Regions from separate parts of the Homo sapiens genome. Here region 2 is linked to region 1. A link is an interaction called in ENCODE POLR2A ChIA-PET data of the cell type or tissue named here. Cell type or tissue: CD4-positive, alpha-beta T cell. All regions are shown on one strand. Region 1 overlaps TTC39C-AS1 (TTC39C antisense RNA 1). Region 2 overlaps LAMA3 (laminin subunit alpha 3).

The links. ChIA-PET counts read pairs that join two places held together with the same protein. Peaks named below come from ENCODE experiments on the same cell type or tissue, not always from the same donor. Only the 100,000 strongest peaks of a DNase experiment are listed, where the experiment ranks them.
Region 2: POLR2A ChIA-PET joins it to region 1 with 5 read pairs; 3 of 35 experiments call an interaction of 5 or more read pairs at or near these places.

What each region holds. Positions count from the first base shown.
Region 1 is chr18:23,990,156-23,995,155 of GRCh38, reverse strand. TTC39C-AS1 (TTC39C antisense RNA 1) reads left to right here. Exons shown (of 6, transcript NR_110796.1): 6 at 677-943. It also overlaps a transcript of TTC39C not described here. Among named protein-coding and RNA genes, the nearest start is that of LINC02958, 10 kb to the right of the region's middle. RefSeq lists a silencer at 592-651. In CD4-positive, alpha-beta T cell, no CTCF peak of the experiment used is centred here; DNase peaks (open chromatin) are centred at 495 and 2,385; H3K4me3 peaks cover 2,437 bases; H3K27ac peaks cover 3,415 bases.
Region 2 is chr18:23,855,002-23,860,001 of GRCh38, reverse strand. LAMA3 (laminin subunit alpha 3) reads right to left here. Exons shown (of 75, transcript NM_198129.4): 33 at 2,014-2,158; 34 at 1,173-1,313. Among named protein-coding and RNA genes, the nearest start is that of LINC02958, 130 kb to the left of the region's middle. In CD4-positive, alpha-beta T cell, no CTCF peak of the experiment used is centred here; no DNase peak of the experiment used is centred here.

The sequences.
Region 1 (5,000 bases):
CAAAATTATCGGGATTAGTGTTTGTCAGGAGTTAGGGATAGTAGAGAGAAGGCAGGTAAGTGATACCATAAAGGCATATCTTTGTGATGAAGGAATAGTTCTGTATCATAATTGCAATGCTGATTAGACAAACCTACACACGTGATAAAGTGACAGAGAACTATACACACATTTTACCAAAGTCAATTTCATGGTGTGAGATGTAACCATTAGGAAAATCTTGTGGATTATAATTATTATTATTTTTTTTTAAAAAAAAGGAAAAGATCCTGATGTCCAGGCCACTCCCAGACCAATGAAATCAGAGTCTCTGAGGGTGGAGTTCACGCATCAGCGCGTGGCCCTGGTGATGACTAAGTGCAGCCAAGTTGCAGTTTATTATAAGGCAGTTCATAGATGCTGCTGCTGCTGCTGCTAGCATTTCATCTGCTGAGAATCACACTCAGTAGCAACAGCCGTCCAAGATACAGCCCTGCGGGGCTTTGAGTGTTAACGTTGGGTGCATAGTGATGAGGCTTTTTTAAAGCCTTGAAACGGGGCCAACTGGTAATACCTAAGGAACGTAAGTACCATTCAGTGTGTTTGTGTAAGCCCTGGCTATGAGGGGAGGGGCGAGTGGGGGAAGCACATGATGTTAAACTAGGCTAATGGGTTTAATTTTCCTTTGTTTTCCTAGATTTCCTGGCAAACAGAAAAAGCTCTCTTGGTCTTTAAAGTTCATGACAGATTCCCTAAGTGTTTGTAAAACATCTGCCAACCACACTGATGGGCTCTCACACAAAGGTTTTGGAAATACAGACTGATTTCCTTTGGTTACTAAAACTGATTTTTTTTTTTTTTTTTGGTTACTACAATTGATTTTATCTCTATAATTTTCTTCTCTGTCATCTTATTTTAAACAAAAACCGTGGCACAAAAATAAAGTGATGGTTTTTGAGGAAAACATATCTATTTGTTTTTCTTTTTGTATCTTCAGCCAAAACATCTAAGGAATAATAATGAAAATAATAGAAAATCTTTTGCACTGGGAAATTGTTTCCCTCTGTTTTTAGCCTTCATTTATTTTTTTGCCAGAGCTTCATATCTTTTCAGAGATTCATGTGCATAACAGTTTTAAATGTTTTCCAAAATGAACTTCTCCAGCTGAATCTCAGAGAAGAAAGCTTTGTTAATGGCAACAATTCATTTAAGATTAATATGAAGCTTTCTGGATGATTGTTGGTGATGTCATATGAACCATTAGGGTGGTGCAAAAGTAATTGCAGTTTTGCCATTAAAAGCAATTATTTTTGCACAAACCTAATACCAAAACATCTAATGTCAAACTATGGTCCATTTCTATTATATTTCCCAAGACAATTAAATTAGTATATAATTTTTTTCATAGATTTTCAGTTTATAATATGTAGTGAAATTAAATAATTATCTAGAATAGCATTGCTAATTGTGACATTACTTAAATATTTATGAAAAATAAACTTTGATCTGGCATTTCACTCACAGCTGGTCAAGGCTAGTAAAAGATGAGATTCTAAATTTCACAGCTGGAGGCCTACATTTCGATCTTTATACAAGATTTAATGAAATTCACAGTGACATTTTTAGTTATTTTGATACATTCTCAACCAAGTAGGAGTACAAGATCTATAAGTGAGGGTCTAGTAAATTATTTGATATGAAAAGGGGTCCGTGTACTTCATAATAATTAGTCATAACAAGTGCTATGGCATTTATTGAGCATCTGTGTGTGGACATTTTGTTATTGTAGATATTTTCTATTAACCTGATATTAATGCATGTCTTTACACCCAACCCTCCAAGGGATACTATGCAAATGCTTTAACATCTGGCATTTGTTGAAAAATAGCAGAGATTTTAAAGAATGGCACTGAGAAAGTCTTGCCACGTTTTTATGGAAATCCATTCTGGAAGCATTTCTTTCCATTATATGTCTTGTCTATTTCATATTGAAAGCCCTTTTATCACAGCTTCAATTTGCGTTAGTATTTTACCATCAAAGATGAACTTAGCCAGTGCAATGACAACATGATAAAAACATAAAATGATACAATGATTCTTCTTGTTTATCACTTACCCTGTCTCATTAAGCCACTTACCACAAAAGAAGCTTGAGATTTCTTAGGAGCAAGATTTTAGAATTCTTAGGACTCAGCCTTTCTGAGCCAGTGGCAGGATAGTTGCTTCTAAAGAGGCTGTGTGTGTAGGTGCTGGAGGGGTTAGGTCTCCAGGAGGGACAAGATGGGCAGCTGGAAATAAATTCAGAATCCTGCCTCTGTTGTAGCAAAACTCTCCATTCTCTTTCTCACCTTTTCTCAGAACCTGCTTACATAACTGTGGTTAACCTATATGCGTAAGCATGATTAAAAAGATTGACACAGCCTGGCAGTCTTTTCTGTGCTATGCACCCAGGAGCACAGCCCTTGGGCCTGAAGCATTGGCAGCGGGCTCTGGCTCTGTGTGTGGCGCAGGTCAGTCCGGCCTGCCTGCCAATTACTCAGTAGTTATGTCCAGGGAGAAGCAAGCCATGCTTGTTAGGCAGATTGCTGCACTCTGAGCACAAAAATGTCAAGGGCACATAATTACTCCTAATGCAAAAACATAGAAAAGCTGCAATTAAAAGGCAGTGGAGCAGTGCCTTTCTTATTTCTGGAGAGACTGGAAATTACAGTAAGGCAGCACACTGGGCTTTCTCTGCCTCCTAGTATACACAAATATTTTCAATTAATTACAACGTGTAATGGTATATTTATTTTTGGATCTCCTGTCTCCCCATAGGCTTCATGTGAGCAAAGACCACATGTCTGGCTTGTTCACCACTGCACACTCCCAGGACATGGTAGGAATTCAGTGACTATTTAATGAATGGATGACCACGGTATTTCAGTTTTAGGAAAGAATTTCCAAATACATTTTTCCCCATTCATTGAGTCCTTATTTAACCAAGTTAACTAGACAATACGTCCTCTACATTGTTCATGGGGAATTACTGAGCCAGACCTGGGGGAAATGACATAATATCCTATTAATTTTTTTTAAAAAATTATTTTTAATGTTCGTGGGTATATAATAGGTATACATATTTATGGGTTACATGACATATTTTGATATAGGCATGCAATGCCTAATAATCACATCAGGGTAAATGGGGTATCCATCCCCTCAAGCATTTATCCTTTGTGTTACAAACAATCCATTTATATTATTTTAGTTACTTTAAAATGTACAATTACATTATTTTTTGCTATAGTCACCCTGTTGCGCTAGCCAATACTAAGTCTTATTCATCCTATTTTTTTGAACCGATTAACCATCCCCATTTCCACCTACTCCACCACTACCCTTTCCAGCCTCTGGTAACCATCCTTTTACTATCTCAATGAGTTCAATTATTTTAATTTTTAGCTCCCACAAATAAGTGAGAACATATGAAGTTTGTGTTTCTGTGCCTGGCTCATTTCACTTAACACAATGATCTCCAGTTCCATCCATGTTGCTGCAAATGACAGGATCTTATTCTTTCTTATGACTGAATAGTACTCCATTGTATATATGTACCACATTTTCTTTGTCCAGTCATCTATTGATGGACACTTAGGTTGCTTCCAAATCTTAGCTATTGTGAACTGTGCTGCAATTAGTTTTTTATGTAAGGTATCATGGCCATGAAAGCTTGAATATATAAAAAAAGTCATAGATAAGATCTTGTCTTGGAAGAGCTACACAAAGAAGATCTTGTTTTGGAAGATCTACGCATATTTCATTTTGTATAGACACATTCTGTATCCAAATGAGAAAGATTTCTTAGAAGGGAGATTCATTGCCTCCTATAATTTATTCAAATGCTTAACAGCCTTAAAGATGACTACCACACTGTTGCCACATAACAGATGTTAAATAAATATTGTTGTTGTTTTTGTGAATTGAACTTGGCAGTAAAAAATGAAAATTGCAGCTGCTAAATATTTGGTGTGAGTTACAGCAGCTCTCTTTAATCTCTGTTTTTAGTTGAGTTGTGTTTGCATGAGTTAAATTGTTTTCCTTCTGATGTCCAATTTACTTGCAGCTCTTCTACCAGAGGCAAGCATTTTCACCAGCCATTTTGAATTTGATGTGCTCAGCACTTTGAGGTAGCTGGCTCCTGGGCGTAAGTCAGATTCTGACTCACTGGCTGGATCACCATCCTCAGGACCCCTTGCAGGGTAGACCTTGCTCAGTTGTTCCTCGATTTTCTTCTGTGTATTTGAAAGAAATACATGCTCTTGTGATGTGCAATGCTTCATAGATGTCACCTTTTAAGTTTATTACAAATCACATTTGTATAGTTCGTTATTGAATTTTAGACCCATATAACTTCTAAGCATGAAGTATTATTACACACACACTAAGTACTTCTTATGAGTCAAGTGCTAGAACTATGGCTATCACAATGATTAAAGCATTTGTTTACCCCTTGGCTCACCACCATAAGTGAAGGAGATGTAGCTTTCTCTGCAAAGAATTATGCATGAGAAGGCATCTTGGCCAAAGCCAAGGGCTAAAGGTTAAGAGTATTATTCACAGATAATTTTAAACTTAAAATTGTAAAAGAACCCAACTCGATTGAGGTATAATCGACATGCAACATGTGGTACATACTAAAACTGTTCTATTTGATAAGTTTTGACATGTGTGTAATACTATAATCAAGATAGTGAACATATTCATCATCCCAAAAGGGTCCTGGTGCCCCTTTGTCATCTCTCCCTCCCATCCCTAATCTGCTTTCTGTCATTATAAGTTAGTTTGACTTTTCTAGAATTTCATCTAAATGAAAGTTTATAGTGTGTACTCTCTGAGTCCTTTATCTTGCTTCTATTACTCAGAATAATCATGTTGAGATTCATCCAAGTTGAAGTGTATGTATATTAATAGTTCGTTTCCTTTCATTGCTGAGTAGTCACTCTCCATTATACAGATACCCTATACAGTATATTCACTTA
Region 2 (5,000 bases), 140 kb after region 1:
CTTCTAAGACCCTTGGACTCTGATGTGGTAATAGTGTCTCTTTGTGTGCTAATGAGATAAGTGGTGGCTGAGTCCTCTGGGTAGCTTCAGGATGGGGGCTTGTAGCCAGGAAGACCAAGGTAGGATGAGAGGGTTGGGACTTTCAGCCCTACCCCCAACCTCTGAGGAAGGGAGAGGGACTAGAGATTGAGTTAATTATCAATAGCTAATGATTTAATCAATCATGCCTACATGAAAGAGCCACCAAAAAACAAACAAACAAACAAAAAACCCTAAATGGTAGTTTGGGAGAGCTCCTGGGTGGGTAAACACGTCTGCATGCCAGGAGGATGGTGCGCCCTAACTCCCATGCCTGGAACCCTCTGGACTTTACCCTATGCACCTATTCACCTGGCTGTTGCTCTGTATCCTTTATCATATTCTTTATAATAAACAGCAATAGGAAGGAAAGTGTGTCCTGAATTCTGGGAGCCATTATAGCAGATTATAAACATGAGGAGTGGGCTGTGGGAACCCCCAACTTGTAGCAAAGCACTGGAGAAGTACTGGAGGCCTGGGACTTGCAACTGGCATCTGAAGTGGGAGCAGTCTGGAAGAACTGAGCCCTTAGCCTGTGCAGTCTGATGCCACCTCCAGGTAGAGAGTGTCAGAAGTGAATTGAATTGCAGGACACCCCGGAGTGTCTGGGAGAATCAGAGAATTTTTAGTATAGAAAAAACCCCACACATTTGGTGTTAGAGTGTTGTGAGTATAGAAACAAGGTTTTCTTTTAAAGGGGAAAATGACAAACTCGATTTATTTAATGAGATTTATTGGGCATCTATTATGTCCCAGATCCTGTTCTAGGCACTAGGGGTGTATCAGCGAACTCACCATTCTAGGGATGGAAGAAGAAGGGCAATAAACAAATTTTAAAACAAAATGTTAAATAGGGAGTGATGACTCCTATGGGGAAGACAAGGGTAAGGTCAGCAAGAGTGTCCAAGGTGTGCTATTTTATAGGAAGTGGTGAAGGAAAGCCCCTCTGAACACATGGCATTCGAGCAAACAACTGACGAATTCAGGAAACAAGAATTTTAAAACACTGCAGGCCAAGGAGCAGCGAGGGATATGCTTATCATTTAACAAATCCATGTACAAAATGTTCCCCAGCACTTTCTGTCAATGCATACCTTAGTCCTTCGCTTATGTGAGCTGTGACATTGATTATTTACTCCAAAACAGAAACAGCTGGTACAACCCTTGAGATTGGCTGGGTCCAAATGGAATGAGCCTTCTCGACACACATTACACTCTGTGCCTTCTACATTTTCCTATTGAAGCAAAACATGAAATAAGAGATCACGTGTTCCAAAATTTCCCTAGTTGCAATTAGCTACTTGCACAAATTAAATACCAACACAAGATGTTAGGATGAGGATGTGAGCAAAACATTAAAAGAGATGTTAATTATTAAGCTTTCATCCCATGTTAATTGTTTAAACTTTTATACCACACACAAATGGAGGAGAGAATTCTCTAAATTTCATAAGATGCCCCTGGGGCATCTTGCAAGTAGAGAAATAGCACCATACGGTTCACAGGATGGGGAGACCAATTCATCTCACTCACCACCACCTTAAAACATCTCCTGGGAATTGGAAGGTCTCCTACAACCTGGCGGAACCCCTTGGAGCAGAGATGATCACCTGGAGTCCATGGTCCAGGAATGGGTTTTAGGTGAACCTATGAACCTCATGAAACTGTAGATAAAAGTTTGTGCTGATTTTTCTGGAAAGGGTCTATATCCGTCATCAGATTCTAAGGCGGTCTGAGACCTCTCCAAAAGATAAAAGGGGTCTCACCTCCTAACTATTTCTGTAAAATGAGATCGTGACTATAAAATGCTACATACACTATCAACATCTCTTACGGGTCAGTCCCATTTCCCACATACTTTTCTATGTTGACTCAACATGAAGCACTTTCCTGCTGACCGGCAGCTGTTGTCTGGCATTGCACGATCTCTCTTACCTTGCAGAGGCAAGCCCCGGTCCCTGGGTCACACACTCCTGGCTCAGTCCCATCTCTGTTGCAATTGCAGGGAACACACTCAGGAAAGCGGTAAAACCCGGAAGCACATCGGTCACACTGCCGCCCTGTGATTCTGGGCTTGCATCTGTACACAAAGTAAAGGAAGCAAAAATCATCATCTTTGTACACACAATTTTAAAGTGCTCACTTACACTATAGTGGACTAATTGGTGTGCAAAGCCAGTTAAATAGATACAATGCCTGCTTATAGTCCAAGGCAGAATGGAGAGAGGCAGATAAAAGGCACTTACAGAATGTAGGTCATTGACCAATGGCCATTGTGGATGGTCATGGATGACCGTCGTAGATGGGTCAGGCTTAGCACTAGGTGTTGAGGGCGCAAGAAGGGACATGGCCCCCGAGCCTGGAGGGCTCCCGCAGATGGCCCATAAGTGGAAATGATGACAACCTACACAGAATCTAACTGAGGTTCAGAGGAGTAGCAGGTGACAAGTTTCCCTGGGGGAAATGACTCCTGACCTGAGCTTTAAAGGGCAGAGTCATAGGGTAGAAGTTGGGATGCGCATTCCAGACAGAAGGAACAGAGCGGGAGATCACTCAGTGTGTACAGGGAACAACACAAGCATGGTGCTGCTGGGGCAGATGTCCAGGCAGGGAATGCTGCCCCATGGCCTGAGGAGGTAGGTGGTGTCAGATCATCAGGACAGAGGGGCTGGACACGGCAGCACAGCGCAGTAGCTGAGACCTGTGCATGCAAGGCTGCAGTTCTAATCCAGCTCTGACCATATGAGACACACCATCTTAGCAAGTTCTTTAACTTCCCAAAGCCTGCTTTTCATACCTATGAGGGACAGAACACGGTAGCTGCTGCCTCCTGGGATTGCTGGGAACCCATGAGGCAGTGCATGCAAAATTTCATCCCAGTGCCTGGCACTTGGCAAGTTACAAACAAGGCAACATGAACAGCTGTTAAGGAGGAGAGGGTGTGGTTGGACTTGTGTGAAGGATGGAGCCCAGAGGGTGAATTCCAGCAGCAGCAGCAGCAGGATGTCAAGTCAGGAGAGAGACTGGGGGCTAACCTAGGGCAAAGGTATCCAGATGGGGAGGAGGGATGGGCTCCCAAACTATTTTGGGGTGAGGTTTCTGGGAACTGTAAGATTCTGGATGAGGAGTAGAGGAAAGAAGAGAAGACAAGGAAGACTCCCAATTTCCCTGCTTGGGTGACAGAGTGGATCTTAATGTCCCTTGTTACCTGCAAGGGCCAGAGCTCAGAGGAAAGCACAGTGGGGGGTGGGAGGGTCACTCTGAGTCATCCACCCTCAACCATCTGCAGGTCCTTTTAACTGAAGATCCGGGCAGACAAGAAAACACAAACAGCTGAGCAGAGGCAGAAAAGCAGTGGGCTATGGCTGTGCCTGGAGAACCCAGAACTCGAGGTTGGAGAGGGGAAGAGAAAGTGCCGCGAGCCCTGGGGAGCCAAGCACTGCATTCAGAGCTGGGATCTACCTACACACTGATTCTCTTCTGTGGGACTAAGGGAAGTATTAGAAATACATTTTTATTGGCATATAGGCAATAACACTTTATTGTTCAATTACTACCAAATGTAGGCCATCACCTATCTCCTAATACCTGTGAAAATATCTTACCCCAGTGACCATCCTAAAAAAGTTAAATACGACTCTTCATATCCCATTAAGTTTCTCTTTGGCAAATATCTGCTTATTTCCCTTTGGCAAATATCTGCTTATAAAGGATTTTGTATGTGATTAAGAACATAAACTTGGAACCAGGTAACCTGCTTTGAATCCCAACTCTACCACTTACTGGACCTTGGGCAAATTGGTCACTTTACAACCAAGTTTCTTCATCTGTAAAAATGGAGGTAACAATATCTACTTCACAGGATTGTCGTGAGGATTAAATATTACATGTAAAAACCTTACAGGAGTTGCTTGCACACACGTAAGTATTTGCTATTACTATTCTAGCTGTGACATGGGCTAAGGGGAGGAGACGGTGCCTTTCTGTCCACTCGGCACAACTAAAAGGACCAACTCAGCATTACTTGCAAGACCTCCTGGCAAGTTGCATCTTTCAGCCCCATCCCTCTCACCTCTCCCTACTCGATACCTGCAGAAATGATTCCATAAGGAAGTAGCCTCAAAACCACACTTAGAGTAATGTAGGTATAGAGTGTAAATGTTCTGCTTGAAGTGGATGGCTCTAGTGCAGTGGATTGTAAACTCTGGGAGAGGATCGGAGACGCTTTTGGAAAGCTGGGTAAACTATGGGCCATATTCTCAGAAAAGTGTCCACTAAACTCACAGAAAGACTCATTCTCATATACACACAATTTTGCATTCTCTTATCAGAGGGCTCCTGGCCCCAGGTTAATAACAACTGCTCTCTTCTTGTGACCCTCGGACTAAATGTAATCAGGCAGTCTGGCAAAAATGTAAAGCCTGTTCTCAGCTGATTCCTTATTTCTGGAGAGACAGCGAGTGTGGAGCACAAGGACTCTGGTGGTCTAGAGACCGGAAAGAAGAGAGAGCAGATGACCCCTCCCAAAATAAAAGCCATCAGAGAGAGAAGCCTCAGAACAGAAGAGGGCCATTGGAGATGGCCCGACGTAGGCTGGGTGAACCTTGCTTCTCTTTTCCTGGCAGTGAAGGAAAGAACACCACGCACAGAGGGACAGTGTTGCCATGAAGTGCCAACCTGGCAGACTGGCATCCCAAGGTCTGAACGTTTCTTTTAGCAAACATGCGGGGCTTCTGGCCAAGGGTGAATTAATAAGATGCTGGTGGTAGGTGAGCAACTCACACACTGAACGCCATTGGTGGGCACAACTCAGAGTGTCCCCTGAGCAAGTGATCTGGGCAGGGACCTGGAAAGTGAGGTCACGCAGACAGGAGCCTGTGGTTTTTTTGTGTGTGTGGTTTATTTTTTTAAATTTTTTTATT